2 separate regions of the Homo sapiens genome follow, and region 2 is linked to region 1. A link is an interaction called in ENCODE POLR2A ChIA-PET data of the cell type or tissue named here. Cell type or tissue: A673. All regions are shown on one strand. Region 1 has its middle 90 kb from the start of KIAA1217. Region 2 has its middle 220 kb from the start of OTUD1.

Region 1 (5,000 bases):
TGCCCCATGAGTAGTGGTAGGACATTGAGTGATGAGAATTATCTATGAATACAATTATGGTGATACACCTCTGACTGCACAGCTCAGAAAAAAAAGGCCAAAATATTCAGGAGTTATCTGGTGACCCTCTATCATACAGAGGAGGAGTCTGAAAACTTTCTCTGTAAAGGGACAGATGGCAAATATTTTGGGCTCTGCAGACCATGCAGTCTCTGTCGTAAGCGTGCAACTCTGCCGTTGTGGCAGGAAAACAGCTGTAGACAATATGGCAACAGAGACTGCATGGCCTGCAAAGCCTAAAATATTTGCTATCTGTTCCTTTACAGAGGAATTTCTCAATTTTTATGTGTTCCAATAAAACTTTATTTACAAATATAGGCAATGGGCCTAATTTGGCCCATGGGCCATAGTTTGTGGATCCCTGATGTAGAACAGCCTTCTAGATGATTTTTAAATTTTTTATTGAGTCTATAAAAGTTTTTTTTGTCCTCACCACTCATGGATCAGCCATAGCTCCGCACACACAATTTACACATCTTCTTCCTAATAACCCTCCTTACCTCTCTTAATTTTTCATAGTCATTTTCCTGTGCTTATGGAAACTTTTACTCCACAAAAATTAACTCTTGCACCAAGACACACGGAAAGAAAGACTGTGTGGTACTTATTTCTAGAAGGATGTTTAACACACATTTGTAATATGAAAGATAGTTAGGGAGTTAGAGTGAACTGTTAGGATAACTGAAATTAATACACGGTTACTGCTTTGTTAGATTAATAGGGCTCTGATGGGCAGGAGTATCCTTATTCTTGGTGATAAGGAAGGAAATAACTCCAAATAGTGTTTTTTTTTTGGGTGGGGGGGGATGGAGTTTTGCTCTTGTTGCCCAGGCTGGAGTGCAGTGGCTCAATCTCGGCTCACCGCAACCTCCACCTCCCAGGTTCGAGCAATTCTCCTGCCTCAGCCTCCCTAGTAGCTGGGATTACAGGCATGTACCACCATGCCCGGCTAATTTTGTATTTTTAGTAGAGACAGGGTTTCCACATGTTGGTCAGGCTGGTCTCGATCTCCTGACCTCAGGTGATCCGCCCGCCTTGGCCTCCCAAAGTGCTGGGATTACAGCACTGTGCTGGGCCCTAATAGTGCTTTTAAAGGTGAGTTTTGGGGCTGAGCATGGTGGCTCATGCCTGTAATCCCAGCACTTTGGAGAGTCAGTGTGGGAGGATTGCTTGAGCCCAGGAGGTCGAGACCAGCCTTGGCAACATGGTGATGCCCCATCTCTACAAAAATTAGCTGGGTGTGGTGAGTGTGCCTGTAGTCCCAGCTACTTGGGAGGTTGAGGTGAGGTGGGAAGATCACTTGAGCCCAGGAGGTTGAGGCTGCAGTGAGCTGAAATCATGCCACTGCACTCCAGCCTGGGCAACGGAGTGAGATCCTGTCTCAAAAATAAAAATTAAAAAAGTGAGTTTTGGGCTATTCACTATTTCTGGTTTTGTTTTTGTTTTAAAGTTAAAAAGTCTCAATCTGTGGTCAGGGCTCTGCAGTCGTAAGCAGCTTATGCAGAGTCCTGCTTTCTTCATATGTGTAATTTAATGTTCCTGAGCAAAGCAGTATCTTCATCACATATTTTGAAATGTGCTTCGCTGAAAAGTGTACTTTCATACGGAAAAGGGGTGGTAGGAGAAAGAAAATGCTGATAACATTTTAAATTAATCTTTAGGAATGCACTCACAAAATGCATGGAACTGGAAACTGCTTATATCAGATAAGAAACCTGGGAAATGAATGTGAAAAGCCAAGAAAGGGGAGGAGGGTGGGAGAAACGAGAGGAAGGAAAAATAACTATCAAGTACTTTGCTTAGTACCCGGGGTGACCAAATCATCTGTGTACCAAACCCTGACGTGAATTTACCTCTATAACAAACCTGCACATGTACCCCTGAGCCTCAAATAACGGTTAAAAAAAAAAAAAAAAAGAAACGAAAGTCATGGGAAAGAAGACTGAATCTAGCAAAACGTCCTTACGTGCATTTCTCTGGTCCTGAGGTAAGATGTGGTTGCAATAGGGGTGATGACAAACAGGGCCCTATAATGTTGTTGAGCCGCCTCCGCCACTTGCTTTCGGTGGAGTTATTGCAGGATGACAGAGTTCTCTGTAGCGCAGAGACAGCATATATGGGCTCATTGCTGAGCTGATTCTGCTGAGCCTAGAAAACCGAGCGCCTTAACAAGTCAATTCCACACCCCCTCGAATTTGTGCCTCGGTAGGGAGTCCTCAGCAGGAAATCCTCCATCTGTTTTCCTTTACTACAAGGGACTTCAGAGAATGAGTTCATTTCTCTTCAGACATCCTCACGTTGCTGTAAAACAGCACCGGGCTGAGTGAAGAGAAATGTCACAAGGAATACAAGAGGACGCCTTCAAACAGAGATAGCGGAGACAGTTACACTCTGAATTAGAGTCTAGCTTTGGAGAGGATTTATTTTTCTTTTGTTACTTACATCCTGGATTTGCTTTTTTTTTTTTAAAGGCAGCTTTGTTTTTTACTATTTCTAGTAAAGCATGGACATTTGAAGAAATAAATATAAAAGGAAGATTTCTCAAAGATTTGTCCTGTTGAGTAATGAAGCATACCCTGAGGACCCAGGGAGTAGAACTAGATCAGTCTTTCTTTTTGAGCAAAAAAGCCTAATTTGAAATTCAGGATTACTTTTAAAATATCACTCAAAGTAAGTACTTTGTCTTTGTTTTTTTTTCTCTTTTCTTCCTTCCTAACCCCCTAGTCAGCCTTTTTTGCATATTATAATCTCAATGAAGTTATCAGTTGTACTATAAATATGAGTAAAATGATTTGCCAACTCATAAATTACTTACAAGATGAGATACTGAGTTTTCTGCTGTGAACACTGTTCAGTACTAGCAGGTAGCAGGCAATATTTATAGTAATGTTTATGTTTTTATGTCAAGACTCATTTGATTTCATTAACATGTCATGTGAATATCTTTTGCCTCATTTCCTCCAATAATATAAACGATATTTTAACTTGGAAAATGAGCAAGCAAAAGTCTCTTCTGAAAAGAGCATTGTTGCCCTAGCAAGCAAACCAATTTATTTCAACTTTTGTCGACTTCTCTGGAATATTTAGGTACATTTGCTGAAAGATCTGTAAATCTAGAGAGTAAACTTAGCTAAAACAATAACTCTTGTGAACCCCTTTTGAAATTGCCATGAAATCATATTGCAAATGTGTAAAAATTTTTAAAAAAAACAACTCTATAGCAAAAGGATGTTGAAACATAAAAATACGTCAAACTGCTAATATCTTGGGTTGCACTATTAGGCTGAGCTACAGCTGTGTGTGTCTTGAAGCCTCCTCAGAACTCCAGGAATCCAGAGCTGTGAGGCTGATCTAGCTGTATGTGGTTAAAGGATATACAGGTAATCAGAGAGGTTATCTAGAAGGGCCCAGAATGTCCTGTTCCCTTAGGGGCTCCTAACATCTACCACCCATCCCTCTACCCTCTCGTCCTTATATAGTAGCTGTAAATCCTTAAAGTTTGCTATTGGAGGGGTCATGCTACCTCTCCCAGCAGTTATTTTGGGGAAGAGATGGCTGCTTCAATGTGCTGTCTGGCCAATGTCTGGGCAAGAAGGAACATTAAAATGATCTGTGCTTCCTACACATCCCAGGTCCCCTAAGTCACAAAAGCCATCACCTGTACCAAGGCTCTCTACGGACCAGCATGTCTGCAGGAGAAAGACAATGGGTGAAACCCACTTCCGTGGAAGTAGGGTGCTGCATTCTTCCTCCAGCTTTCCCTATTCTTTAGATACTGTCTGCCTCGACCTCCAAGAAACATGATTCCTATGCGTCATCTGTTGCCATAGCCAAGTGCTCCCAGAACCGGCCTTGTTACTGGTTAGCCCTTCAGTTAAAGATCATTATCTGCCAGGCCATCTGTTATTTTCACTTAGGAGAGTGTATTATTTCAGACCTATAGATGTCCTTTAAATTTCCCCTACATGTTGTGTAGTAACTAGATGTAGTCCAAGGGTAAAGTCCCACTGTGAACAATGGGAATCAGAGTCCCACTTTTGAGAGCATTTGTGACAATGGTATAATCTTGGATGGCCATGAACCCACCCTTGGGAGACGGGGAGGGGAATCTGAGAACAGTGAAAAATGAAATAAAATGAGAGTCTGGTTCTTGCCATACAGAACAGTGGTTGCTTTCAGTGGGATTACTTGCTTTCTGGTGTAGCTATGCTTAAGAATTCGTGCTTCTTGCTATGGGGCATAATGTTGCCCCTATAGCCTCTTTTATGAGTGCTGGCTAGCTCCCATCAACTATGGTGATCTTGGCACGCCACCTTTACAAAAGGGAGCCATGAAGACTAGGAGTTTTCCTACCTCGCACATTCCTCCTTAACCAGTTAAGAAAATGCTCAGTAGACTTTGCCTTCTTTAACTGGCCTGTTTTCCACCTGCTAAATGAGAATGTGCCTTATGACTTCTTTTCCCCCAATGGAAATTGTATTGCTGAATTTCAAAAGGCATCAAGTCATCTCTGCAACCCTGGGGCAGCTGTCATTTGTAAAGAGAATGGTTTGCATTGAGTGGCTTTTTTATGAACCTATATTCCAGTCATATCTGAACTGCCACATCCTGTGGTACAAGGAGATGATGATGAGGAAGATGTTGATGACATCTAGCAAGTATTGACTGACATCCTTTGCTAGGTGTGATACTAAATATTCTGTGACACTTATCACATTAAATCCTCCTTACTTTACCTGTGTAATGCAGGTAATAGAGGCAGCTCATTCACGTATTTCAATGGACAGGGGAGGAAAAAGATCCAAGAATGATCCTGTCCACTGGCATCCTGTATTCTTTTTGTTTGCTGTTGTTGTTTCTTTCATTCAGCTGTCTAGCTTCCAAGGCTGTGGGTTGTCCAGGCTCCCTTCTCTATTACCTTCATTCATGGATAGTATTTC
Region 2 (5,000 bases), 460 kb before region 1:
ATCCTTGAGGCTATAGAGGAAGAAGTCAGCTAGAGAAATTATAGCAAAGGGACACAGCAAGGTCTTTTACGGTGTGACAAATTTGTTAATAGGATATATAGTCATTTTTGCTGACTTTCAGAATGGTTTAGAAAAAAGTAAATAGATTGTGGACCCTAAAACCCTATCACCAGCTAGCTACGGGAAAAACAGTCTTTACTACAAATATGGGATGACCAGGTCTAGAACTTGACTTTCTTTCTCATCTATTAATAGAACATGATGACCGTGTATTCAGAAAGGAAAGGTGCAATGGAAAAGGCTTGTTGATCTAATTTTCTGAATGTCTTTAGAAACAGAATGAATTCTCATTAGTCTGGGACGATTCAGGTGTGACTGTCTACCTGAAAGAGAAGGATAAATTACATTGCCTTACAAATGCTTTTACATCCTAATGATTTCTGTAAATCTAAGCTAAATTAGCTGAGATTCTTGAGTATTATAAAGGTAGTGGAATATCACTACATTAGAGCTCATGAGAGCTCATGGCGCCCTTATTTTATAAACTTAAAACAGGTGGTCCAGCGATAGATGTTTTCTAATCTCTAAATTGAATAATATGGAATCAAGTTTGGTTAAACATTGAACATGCTGCCTTTATAGGAAAGAATAAAATACATTGAAAATGGAATTGTCCCAGAGAAGTCTAAGATATATGTCTACTATACTTATAAATGAGAATAATTTATCAGGTGGATATTTCAGTAACCATGTCTTTTTAAATATATTTAAAAAATTCTAATCTAGGACATAGAATGTCTCAGTGAGTTCCAGTGGAGTTATCCAAATCCAACAAATGAAAGATAAAACCCTTATTGAATAATTTAGACTTTTCTCCACTTTAAGGTGCTTTGGCTTGACACTGGTTCCTTGTTTTATTCAACTGCTCAGAAACGCATAATCTCATTTAAATTGAAGAAGCCATTGAAAATAAGTTGGCTCTACTTCCAGAATTGTAACTAAAAGAAAATTCTTTCTTCTGCAAATGATAAAGAATTTTCAGCATGTTTATCCACAGCTAATCCTATTCCTTTGGGTACAATGTGGTGCTGCACATTGAAACGTTATAAGAGCATTACCCCGCTAGGCAATAAACATGCTTTAAGAGCTTACTGGTAGTATGCTGACTCAAAGCAGAAATAATAATATCATCATTTTAAGTTGTCACATCTTCATTCTCCTTTCTAAAGACCCTTGCAGGTTTTTCAAGGTCTTTTGCCCCTCCATGACAGTTTGCTTTTGTAAGAGGCTGGTCTCAGAATTCAGATTTGTTCCATGATCTTAAAATACAGCAAAGCAAAAAAGCAAGTAAACCTTGATATTTATTTGAAATTTCCTGAGGTGAAGACTTCTTGGTCAAAAGATCAAGTAAGCCTCTTATTACTGGTGGCATACTGGAGTCACCTACAGGGTGTTTTGGGAACTGCCTGTGACATAGAAACTACTTTTTGTTGGGAAGAAGTTTAGTTGGGGCTGTGGGAAATAAAAGAGAAGAAAAATACAAATGTGAGAGGGTAATGAGAGGGTAGAAACCCCACTAGAGCCAAAAGTGGGCCACATAGGCAGGGCCAGAGCTAGATTAGGGGTTTCTGAGACTAGGGCTGTGGGAACAGAAGATGATTTCCCACTACATCTGGAATTGGTGGAAAAGGGAGGCTTGAAGTATGAATTCTTGGAAACTTGGGAGCTTTTTCTGAAGTTCCTAGATATTAAGAATGGGAGTCAGATGTCTTGATTGTGAGGACACCGTGGGGTTCCCTGAGCTCATAACTACTCCATCTTACTATTTTTTAAATTCCCTCTTCCCTATAGAGACTCTGGTAAATCCTTTAAGAGTGAATTTGGTCCATGAGTTTATTTTGAGACCAGTGAAGAAGGGACAAGCTAGGGAAAGAGAATCTTCAGCTTTCAGGTTTGGTGTATCAGGGAACAGAGGGTACCCAGCAGGAGCAGGCTTCTTTAAAGAAGATAGAACTCAGGGGGCCTCAGGTGACCTCAGAGGGGCTCCTCCCAGAAAGCCAGCCAAGAAGCCCCTCAGGAGTTTGGGACGGCCACCTTGGCCAGGCAGTGGCCGGGAGAATCACTGGATTGGGAGGATCTTTGAGTAGCTGTAGTTCTGGGGGTCAGAGTCAGCCACTCTGGGTGGAGCCATGGAAGAATTCATGGGGTGTGTTTAGTCTCCATCTCTTCAATCTTTCATCTTGAATTAATACACTGCACTCCTGTCTCATTGACATTTAAAAGCTGTTAATCCCTAACAGCTCTCTATTATCCTCCAAATATGGTCCAGACTCCTTGACAATAAGTTCATGGCCAACTTAAGCCCACTGCCATTTCCTGATGAGGCATCCTATTTCCTGCTCTGTGTGTTGTAAGCCCCCAGGAATTCCATTTTTGTTCTGCCACAGCAGGATCCTAGCTTCATGGCTCTCCCCTTCCTAGTCTTGTCTCCCTGGGTCAATTGGAGTATGACAGGTCTTTTGCTGTACAGAAAGCCACTGAGTTTCATTCTTGTTGTGTATCCAACTTATTTTCTACCTAAGCAGTTTCAAGAGAGGCATGAGGGACTCTTTCTGATGCTCTGTGTTTTTGTGTGATGGGAAGAGGAGGAATGTGGGAAAGCATGGGAGATAGGAGGCTGCACACAATCCTTTCACTTCCCATTGTCATCATGACCTTCCATCCCTTTTGCTTTCTGTTATGTGATTACAAAATCTCACCTCTTCCCTTTGGGTTCCCCCAGGCAGGGATTGAATCTTATTTAAATTTGTAGCTCCCAAGTCTAGCATGGACCCTAGAACTCAGTACATATTCATTGAGTGAATTACAATTGGAATTCTCTTCCACTCTCACAACATACAATGAGTGACATTGCTCAGTGACATTCTCCATCAAGTCGCCATCTGAGGCTTACAAGTTGACATTGATGACCTGTCAATGCTTAATTATAGGTATCTTTGGTATAATCCTAGAAAGTTTGGCCCTAGAGGAAAAAGAACCTGGTGAGACATACCAGAGGATATTGACACAGCTTGTAATGGATTTAGTGCATCCTTTTCTCTAGTCTTCTTGTGTTGAAATTGCCATATGACCCAGGCACTAAAGGCTTCCAGATAAAATGGATGCATTTCTCTTTACTGGGGATCAGATCCTACTTTAAAAGGCCTAGCTCCTTTAAGACCCCAAAGGACGAGCCCTAGGAGAAGAGCTGACTGGGGAAGCCTGAACTGCCTAGCTGAATCACCAATTGCTTCAAGCTTTCAACTGACTTAAGCCTCTCCTGGAGCTTGCTTCAGACCTGGCCTTCTGACTCTGGGGAAGTCACAACTCTCATTGCATCTTGCCCAGGGAGGTTGCCATGGGTCTTTACCCATGACTGGGCCTCAGATATGCCCCATTCAGTAGTAGTCCCCATCCTTGTGTTTAGCCTAGACCAGTCTCAGACCTGCCAGCGTCTTGTCCCCTGAACAGCTCAGCCTGGCCTTGTTTCTTGCATAGACCAGTGCTGATCATGATCCTGAAACATCAAATTCCAAAAGACACAATCCCAAATGCCATAATCCTGAATGTTGAAATCCCAAAAGAGCAAAATCCCTAAAGATCAAATCCCTAAAGTCTAAATACCCCTAACAACTAAAATCTTTAATGTCTAAAATCACACTCCTGAAAGATTAAAATCCATAATATTGAAATCATGAAAGCCATATTCTGCAGAAGGGATTAGTGTGTTTTCAACAGTATGAAGGATAGTTGCATCATATTAGGCAGAACTATTAACTTGTTTTTGTCTTTACTTGGAAATCGTGGTTTAAGGAGATGCATGTGGGTGCCAACTGATAAAGGATGAACTTGTGGACTTAATTTAGGTGTCAACTTGACTGGGTTAAGAAATACCTAGTAGGTATTATTTTGGTTGTGTCTGTGAGGACTTTTCCAGAGATTAATGCATGAGTCTGAGTGGGCTAGGCTGGGAAGATCTGCCCTCAATGTGGGTGTGCACCATCCAATCTGCTGGAGGTCTAAGGAGAACATACAGAAGGCAAATTGGTCTCTCTCTAAGAGCTAAGACAGACTTTTCTTCTGCTACGTTGGATATCAGAACTACAGGCTTGCCAACATAGTTATTATTGGCGCTGCAAAAGCAGAAAATTGCTTCATTGCAATGGCTGAGGAATAACGAACCAGACTTTCAAATGGCCAATGTATACTTACAAAATGTGTAGACCACATCCGCCCTCCAAATACAAGTGCATATATGGTATTCTACCCCAGATGCTGAAGTGACTGACAAGGGGATGGCCTGTGCCAGTGGGGTGCAAGGCCTGGGTGAGCCACACCATGTGGCTTATCTATACCCAACATCTGTCTTCCTGGCCAGGTATGGTGGCTCACGCCTGTAATCCCAGCACTTTGGGAGGCCAAGATGGGCAGATCACTTGAGGTCTGGAGGTCGAGACCAGCCTGGACACCATGATGAAACCCTATCTCTACTAAAAGTACCAAAATTAGCCAGCTGTGGTGGCAGGTGCCTGTAGTCCTAGCTACTTGGGAGCCTGAGGCATGAGAATTGCTTGAACATGGGAAGTGGAGGTGGCAGTGAGCTGAGATTGCACCACTGCACTCCAGCCTATCTTAAAAAAAAAGTGCTCACAAACATCAGTTTTCTGGTGAAATCAGGTGAAACTAACATCAATGTCATCAGAAGACAGCATTTACTGAGTCCTTTTTATGGACCATATCTCACATTTTGTAACCCATTTTTTTTTTCTTCCTAACAACACTCTGAGGCCAGTGCTATGAGGTGCATGTGGAGGGCCCAGGAATGAGCATCTCAGTCTCACTCAGGGGGACTTGTTGCCCCAGCTGCTGGGAGTGCTCTCAGCTCCTTCAGGGGCTGCCTCAGCTGTAGAGCATCTCCTCTCTCAGGGCATGCCCTTCCCATGGTGGCCTGCATCTAGTGG

Evidence for each region. ChIA-PET counts read pairs that join two places held together with the same protein. Peaks named below come from ENCODE experiments on the same cell type or tissue, not always from the same donor. Only the 100,000 strongest peaks of a DNase experiment are listed, where the experiment ranks them.
Region 2: POLR2A ChIA-PET joins it to region 1 with 7 read pairs; 1 of 35 experiments calls an interaction of 5 or more read pairs at or near these places.

What each region holds. Positions count from the first base shown.
Region 1 is chr10:24,116,192-24,121,191 of GRCh38, forward strand. It overlaps a transcript of KIAA1217 not described here. Among named protein-coding and RNA genes, the nearest start is that of KIAA1217, 90 kb to the right of the region's middle. In A673, no CTCF peak of the experiment used is centred here; a DNase peak (open chromatin) is centred at 2,270; H3K4me3 peaks cover 2,032 bases; H3K27ac peaks cover 3,006 bases.
Region 2 is chr10:23,655,482-23,660,481 of GRCh38, forward strand. No RefSeq gene overlaps it. Among named protein-coding and RNA genes, the nearest start is that of OTUD1, 220 kb to the left of the region's middle. In A673, a CTCF peak has its summit at 1,454; DNase peaks (open chromatin) are centred at 1,150, 1,430 and 2,380; H3K27ac peaks cover 2,034 bases.